Linked DNA regions of Homo sapiens: region 1 is linked to region 2. A link is an interaction called in ENCODE POLR2A ChIA-PET data of the cell type or tissue named here. Cell type or tissue: B cell. All regions are shown on one strand.

Region 1 (4,000 bases), 170 kb before region 2:
ATTAGTGGAGATGTGTAGGGGAATACACTTTCCTAAAAGTGCTTTCTGCAAGAGGGTGGGATTCAGCAGGCTGGGGAGGTCGAATTGCTCATTAATTTCCTCCCATCCTCACTGCAGTTTCTCAAAGGGACGGGCCTTTGGAAAGGACCTGAGCTCTGGGAATAGGGTGTGGAGCACGGAGGCCCCATGCCGGTCTGCAGAGGGTGGATCCCATCAGCCCACGCCAATCAGAGCAAGTGCAGGCTGGCGGGTCATAGATCCCACTCCCACAGTCACAGTGCACACAATGCCCAAATCTTCCTACCCAGCCCTCAACAGCCCCCAGCAGCTCAGAGGCCCTGGGGCATAGGAGAACAGCGGTGCCAAGGAGGGTGTGGTGCTGTGGACACAAGGGTGTGGGGTCTGGCTGAGGCATGGCTGAGCCAAACAATTCCGAGCACGGGGCACAGGCTGAGCCAAGGGTACCTTGATTTCCGGCACCACGATCCTCGACTCGGGGTTCTTGTCCAGCATACGGGTGATCAGGTCCTTCAAGTCCTCAGCTATGTCGGGCCTGGGGATGGAGAGGCGTCAGGGTGGCAGACACGGGACCGCCAAGAACTCGGACAGGAGAGATGCGGGACGGCGGGAGATACTCACTGGTCTGGAAATTCCAGGGCCTGACTCTTGATCTTACTGTGTAAACACATGATCCGCTCGTCCATGAATGGGCACTGCAAAGAGGCCAGGGACAGAGTGGCAGTCAATGGCGGCCACATCTGCCCTTCGAGGGCCACCTGTGCTGTGCCACTCCACATAGGATACAGCAGAGAAATCAACAATTGCGGCCCAGGCTAGGGGGCAAGCAGTTCCCATTCTCCCCGAGAATGGCCAAGACACAGGGGTGTGGGGCCTGGCCGACGCAGGGCAGAGCCAGGAATGGCCCTCTCGAAGGGCTAGAGCCTTTCCCAAGCACACTGCAGGCTCCCTCTGTAGCTGGGCCTCAGTTTACCTACTTACACCAAAGCAAACACTGCTCGTCACCTACTTGCCAGGTGAACAACAGGAACAACAAGAATAACACAAAAGACTTTGTGTTATTTGTGGCAGCAGCAGTGATTTTCAAGGGCTTAGCCTGGATCGCGCCACGCCCTGCCCTGAGGTTTTCATTCACTGTTCCCCGTCCCTGGAATGTTCTTCTCACCAACATCTACGTGGCTTGGTCTCTCCCACCATGCAGGTGTCTGACTAAAGCTCACCTTCTCAGGGAGGACTTCCTGAAGCCCTGTCTAAAACAGACAACCCCCAATGCCGCCACCGCCCACATCACTCCTCATCGTAGCACTTATCCCTGACGTTATCGTACAGATTTGTTTATTGTTTAACCCCTCCCACGGGAACGTTAGCTCCAAGAAGGCAGGGATTTCTGGCTGTCTTGCTCACTGCGGACTCTCCGTGCCTAGGAGCGTTCCTGCACAAAGTAAGGGCTCAATAAATATCTGCTGAATTAATGGATACTTGAATTATTTCTGTCAATCCTCTCAGAAGTCATCAGAAATAATAAGTAGTATTCTCATTTTACAGAAGAGAAAAACAGAAGTTCAGAGAAATAATGTGTCCCAGGAAGTACGAAGAGGGATTTAAGCCTAGATTCAGCTGACTCTGAAGCCTATTTTTGCACCACCTTCTGGGTGACAAATCGATGCTTTCACCCAGCTGAGGGCCTGACTCAAGAGCAGCTTGGTCATGTGTGCTGGAAAAGGAATCCTTACACGGGACACTGAAAATGTTGGAGAAGGTGGCAGAGAGGTACCTGAACCACCCGTCTAAGGAAAACGATTTCATTAAGAGCAGTGACTTGAGCTCTACCTAATCACTGCCTTCTAAGGCATTTGGAAGGAAGAGTGGAGATGGTGGTAACTTACTCTGAAATACATTAAGAAACCAGATGGACTGAGGGATGGGTAAGGAATGAACAGACAAGCACAGGAAAAGGTTAATATAGTAGAATCCAGGTGGTGGGTATGTGGGTGTTCACTGGACACTTCTTCCAGCTTTGCTACATGATTGAAAAATTTTCTAATCAAATATTGAGAGGCAATCGGTATAAACTCCTTTACTTCTTCATGGGACCAGTTTCTTAGGCTTTCCTCAATAAGAACACAAGCTCAGGAAAGGGAAAAATCTACGTTTTTATTGCTCACATAATCAAACTGAACTTCAGAGTTAAAACGAGAAGGCCAGGCGTGGTGGCTCACACCTGTAATCCCAAATCCCAGCACTCTGGGAGGCCCAGGCTGGCAGATCATTTGAGGTCAGGAGTTTGAAACCAGTCTGGCCAACATGGCAAAACACTATCTCTACAAAAATACAAAAATTAGCCGGGTGTGGTGGCTGGCATCTGTAGTCCCAGCTACTCAGGAGGCTGAGGCAGGAGAATGGCTTGAACCCGGGAGGCGGAGGTTGCAGTGAGCCGAGATCGCACCACTACACTCCAGCCTGGGTGACAGAGCAAGACTCCATCTCAAAAAAAAAAAAAAAAAAAATAGAGAGAGAAGCCCCCAGATATCAATAATAACAAAATAACAACAACAGAAAAGCCCAAACAGCACTCCCTAAATCAATAATGGTAAACAGCTTTTAACTTCCATTCCAATGCTACCCCTCTGACAAAAGCTTCTAGGAATACCCTGACGGAAAGAACATCAGAGCAGTATCAGGCTCAGGAGGAACGAGCACAGTTATTGATTAGTGATGTCTGCCTTGGGCTCAGAAATGGGAGAGGTGGCAGAACTGCTGTCCTTGCCCTAAATTTATCAACTATTTATAAACTCTAGAGCCTCTGCCAATCCTTCTGTTTTAACAGATCATTTTTTCATAGATATGATCATGACATACATACACATGTATATTTAGGAAGGCATCCTTTTTCACATTGAGATCTAGGTGTAGAAATAAAATAACTCTTCTCTTATTTTATTTTTTGAGACGGAGTCTCGCTCTTGTTGCCCAGGCTGGAATACAATGGTGCAATCTCAGCTCACTGCAAGCTCCGCCTCCTGGGTTCAGGCGATTCTCCTGCTTCAGCCTCCAGAGTAGCTGGGACTATAGGCATGCGCCATCACGCCTGGCTAATTTTTTGTATTTTTAGTAAAGACGGGGTTTCACCATGTTGGCCAAGCTGGTCTCCAACTCCTAACCTCTGCCTCAGCCTCCCAAAGTGCTGGGTTTACAGGCGTGAGCCACCATGCCCAGCCTAAAATAACTCTTAAATAAGTAAGTACTGTCTCCCCGCAAGGGTGACTATTAACCCAGGGGCCACCCAGCAGTACTGAGGGGACAGACACCCCGCCCTCTTACCTGGCCAAAGACAAAGCAGTATAGTGTCACACCCATGGCCCAAACATCCAAGGCCTGCAAGAAAAAGAGCTTAGTGTGAGGGCATAAGGGGTGGTCCAGCCTCCAATCCTCCAGTTTTCCTTTGGGGAACCACCTCTTGACTTTCAGCCCTTGGAGTTGGGGCGGGACCAATCTTGTCTCCTAGGCTCTGGGGCAGGCACAGGATCCAGGCCAGGCCAATGAGAGCACCACTACCCCCAGCCACAGTGATTGGTTCAAGCATGGGCACATGACCCATGTTGGGCCAATCAGAGCCAACCCCAGGGTTTTCACAGGCACTATTCAGAATGAGGAATGCTCTTGCCACTGAGGTTGGCAAATGATAGAAAGTAACCTGGTCCCTGGGTGCCTGACCCACCTGTGGAGGAAACCAAATAAGAAAAACAACTGAAAGATGGCGGGAGATGGTTTCTGTTTGAGTCCCTGGATCTAGCCAAGCCTGAAGCCTACCCCTCAGTATCTTGATCCAGGGGATTCACTGTTTAAGCCTGTGTGCGTTGGGTTTCTGCTGCTTACAATCCAGAAGACACTAACACAGGCAGAACTCTGTGGCTGAGGCAGGCCCAAGCTTACCTTCCCAGAGAAGATCTTGCGGGTCTCAGAGAGCGACTCGGGTGCCATG
Region 2 (4,000 bases):
TGGTTACCTGCACCAAGTGCGGCAAGCGCATGAGTGAGTGTCCCATCTGCCGGCAGTATGTGGTGCGAGCCGTGCACGTGTTCAAGTCCTGAAACAGGCTCCCCTCACCAGGACAGTCACCCCCAAACTTGACCCCCAACATTTCAATGCACAGAAGGGACTGGAAAGTTATGTTCAAAGGCTGAAGCTATTTTAAAACATTATTTTGACTACTAAGTGGGGACAGAAAGATCCATCCTGAGTTGTGGAAACATTGGTCCATGCCGTGAGCCTGTCTGCCTGTGGACACGTGAGCTTCCCGGGCTCAGCTGGGCTTTATCACACATCCCGTGAACACTCATTGAAGTCAGCCTGTTTGCGCCATGTGGGCATCAGCCACTGCTGTCTTGGGAGGACACTTATCCTGTTCTCTTATTTCCCCTTCATCCTATTTTTAACTTAAACTGCTCAGATGTTTGAAACTTCTGTCCTCTTTGGATGAGATCAGTGTCCACAAGTGGCCGACATGGAACATGCTGAGCAGTGGCTCCTCTGAATGTTCACTTTATTAGTCATGTATATTTTAAATGCTAACATTTGATGAATGTAAGTTTCCACATTGTTGCTGTTTCTGCATTTAAACATAATTGGGAACAACTGACATTCTCTAGTCGACTGCCAGGGCCTTAGACTCCACATGTCCATTTTTGTTCAGGTATAGCTTTTTATAGCAAGGGCTGCATCTAGCTTCTTTTATTAGAAGTGTGTGTGCTAAATTCCTTATTAATGTGTAATCAGTTTACATTGTTTTGTATAGTGAAGGTGTATTTTCAGTGCTACCCGCTAGCTGATTTTAACTTTAGGAATAAAATTAGTTTTAAAAGCTTTTGTTTACATTGTCTTGGTCAGTTCCTAAATCAAGTGACCTGGCCTAGCACCCCTCTTCAGAAGAGATGGTGGGAGCACCTTCAAAGATGTCACATGGGGGCCGGGTGCGGTGGCTCACGCCTGTAATCCTAGGACCTTGTGAGGTTGAGGCTGGAGGAATGCTTGAGCTCACAAGTTCAAGACTAGCTTGGACAACATGGCGAAACCCTGTCTTTGGAAAAAATTAGCCAGGCGTGGTAGTCCCAGCTACTCAGGAGGCTGAGGTAGGAGGATGGCTTGAGCCTTGGGTGTGGAGGTTACAGTGAGCCAAGATCACACCACTGAAATCCAACTTGGGTAACAGAGCCAGACCTTGTCTCAAAAAAAAAAAAAAAGAAAAAAAAGAAAAAAACAATGCCACATGAGCAACAGTGCTTACATTTCCTGCTTGCTTATCAGTAAGGTTAACTGCTGATGTGCTGTTTCTTGTGTCCAGGTATTGCGCTAGGTGCTGTAGTTGCCTCTGCAGTCCTCAAAGCAACTTTCTGAAATAAACATTGCTTTGCTTCTCTAACCTCTGAGAAGTTAGACTTGTCTAAAACCTCATGGTTAAAAAGTGGCTATGCAGAATTTGAACCTAGCTCTGATGCCAGAGTTGCTCTTAACCCTTCCAGTACCACATAAGAAATGAGAAACTTGGGCCAGGTGTGGTGGCTCATGCCTGTAATCCTAGCACTTTGGGAGGCTGAGGCGGGTGGATCATGAGGTCAAGAGTTCGAGACCAGCCTGGTCAACATGGTGAAACTGTCTCAACTAAAAATACGAAAATTAGCTGGGCATGGTGGCGGGTCCCTGTAATCCCAACTACTCAGGAGGCTGAGGCAGGAGAATCGCCTGAAACTGGAAGGCGGAGGTTGCAGTGAGCCAAGATCGTGCCATTGCACTCCAGGCTGGGCGACGAGCGAAACTCCGTCTCAAAAAAAAAAAAAAAAAAAGAGGAACTTGAGCTATTATGCAAAAATGTTGTGAAATCTCTTTTAGGTCCAACTTGACTTGACTCAGGATGGTTGAGTTGAGACCAACTGTCATTTCAGTGCAGCTGGGAGTGGCCACTTCTCAGAGTCTGTTATCTCCTGACTGTGCAGTGAGTAACACATATGGCCTTGGGTGCTCAGAATTTATTAGTCCATCAACAGAGCTGAAAATACCTGTGAACACCAGGAGGCAGATGCCCCTGTGCTTTGGGCAGAAAGTTTGTGTGGCTAATAGTAAAGAAAAAAATTTTCTGCTTTTGAAGATCAAAGCATGTAAATCAAGGCCTCCCACTTGTTTGTCTGCAACCACAATTGGTAGTAACTGGCTTGAGCAGGTCATGGTTTCCCTTTAGAAGCAGCATAAGTTGCCAGAGTTTTGTGGGCACTTGTGCTTTTTGTCTAAACTTTTTTTTTTTTTTTGAGACAGAGTCTCGCTCTGTTGCCCAGGCCGGAGTGCAGTGGCGTGATCTCAGCTCACTGCAAATTCCACCTCCTGGGTTCATGCCATTCTCCTGCCTCAGCCTCCCAAGTAGCTGGGACTACAGGCACCCGCCACCACGCCCGGCTAATTTTTCTGTATATTTAGTAGAGACGGGGTTTCACTGTGTTAGCCAGGATAGTCTCAATCTCCTGACCTCATGATCCACCCGCCTCTTCCTCCCAAAGTAATCTTTTGATGAGACTCTGGAAATCTTAACATTTCCTCCAAATTGGTAACTTGGTGGTGGCAAGTCTTTAAATCCAGGCCATAGAAGCTAAGCAGTAGGTGCTGGTTTTGTCTAAACTTAAATTCAAAAATTCAGATTTATACAGTCTTAGTTTAAAGCAGTTTAATGTTTACTCTTAGATTTGTGTATTAAGTTTTAGTGGCTTCTTTATAGAAAGAGTACAAAATGCTTGGTGGATTTTTTAGATAGTAGTTTGAAGTAACCCTGGTTTATTAGCCAGATAATAGAAATGTCAGACAACAGAAATGTTTAGTGTAACAGGCTTGATACTTGGAAATTGGCTTGTTTGGCAGAGGGCAAGCATTTCCCCCTGGAATTTGAATTTTTAAACTGGCATGCCTTTCTACCCCCTCCCCCCCCTTTTTTTTTTAAAGACAGAGTCTTGCTGTTGCCCACCCAGGCAGAGTACAGTGGCATGATCATAGCTCACTACAGTCTTAACTTCTGGGCTCAAGCAGCCCTCCCGCCTCAGCCTCCCCAGGAGCTGGCATATAATGCATACCACCATGCCTGGATAATTTTAAACAATTTTTTTTTTTTTTTTTTTTTTTTAGACAGAGTCTTGCTCTGTTGCCCAGGCTGAAGTTCAATGGTGCAATCTTGGCTTATCGCAACCTCCGCTTCCCAGGTTCAAGTGATTCTTCTGCCTTTTCCTCCTGAGTAGCTGGGATCACAGGTGCATACTACACTCCCAGCTAATTTTGTATTTTTAATAGAGACAGGGTTTTACCATGTTGGCCAGGCTGGTCTCAAACTCCTGACCTCGGGTGATTCGCCCGCCTCGGCCTCTCAAAGTGCTGGGGTTACAGGTATGAGCCACTGCACCCAGCCCCATGCTGCTTTAAGTAAATTTTTTAAATAGGTCATGTCATATGGATAAGTCTGCAGTGGAATACAGTGAAGTCTCTTTATCCCATCTTCACAATATGAAAGGATGTCATTTGAGGTGCCATGGTGTCTTCCTTTGTAAACATCAGATTCCCTAGAGGAAGGGACAGAGCCTCTTTTCTAGGTTACTAAGCTGTGATTTGACACAGCAAACATTCCCTTGGGTTTATGGTCCTTTCATTACTTCATCAGACATGGCGTGTAGGCTCAGAGTAGTTGCTTGTAGCATTTAGCCTCGGCTGGCCTCATCTTTGGCTCATTTTAAAAATAAAAGAGGCTGGGGACGGTGGCTCATCCCTGTAATCCCAGCACTTTAGGAGGCTGAGACCAGCAGATCACCTGAGGTCAGGAGTTCGAGACCAGCCTGGCCAACATGGTGGGTGAAACCCTATCTCTACTAAAAATACAAAAGTTAACTGGGCATGGTGGCAGGCACCTGTAGTCCCAACTACTGGGGAGGCTGAGGCAGGAGAATTGCTTGAACCTGGGAGGCAGAGGTTGCAG

The links. ChIA-PET counts read pairs that join two places held together with the same protein. Peaks named below come from ENCODE experiments on the same cell type or tissue, not always from the same donor. Only the 100,000 strongest peaks of a DNase experiment are listed, where the experiment ranks them.
Region 1: POLR2A ChIA-PET joins it to region 2 with 6 read pairs; 3 of 35 experiments call an interaction of 5 or more read pairs at or near these places.

What each region holds. Positions count from the first base shown.
Region 1 is chr12:121,249,322-121,253,321 of GRCh38, forward strand. It overlaps CAMKK2 (calcium/calmodulin dependent protein kinase kinase 2), which reads right to left. Exons shown (of 17, transcript NM_001270485.2): 10 at 3,952-4,000; 11 at 3,340-3,393; 12 at 640-713; 13 at 466-553. Among named protein-coding and RNA genes, the nearest start is that of P2RX4, 41 kb to the left of the region's middle. In B cell, no CTCF peak of the experiment used is centred here; no DNase peak of the experiment used is centred here.
Region 2 is chr12:121,423,485-121,427,484 of GRCh38, forward strand. RNF34 (ring finger protein 34) reads left to right here. Exons shown (of 6, transcript NM_025126.4): 6 at 1-864. The coding sequence ends at 92. It also overlaps a transcript of KDM2B not described here. Among named protein-coding and RNA genes, the nearest start is that of MIR7107, 19 kb to the right of the region's middle. RefSeq lists an enhancer at 2,026-2,105. In B cell, a CTCF peak has its summit at 2,033 (motif pointing right); a DNase peak (open chromatin) is centred at 1,937; H3K4me3 peaks cover 544 bases; H3K27ac peaks cover 1,613 bases.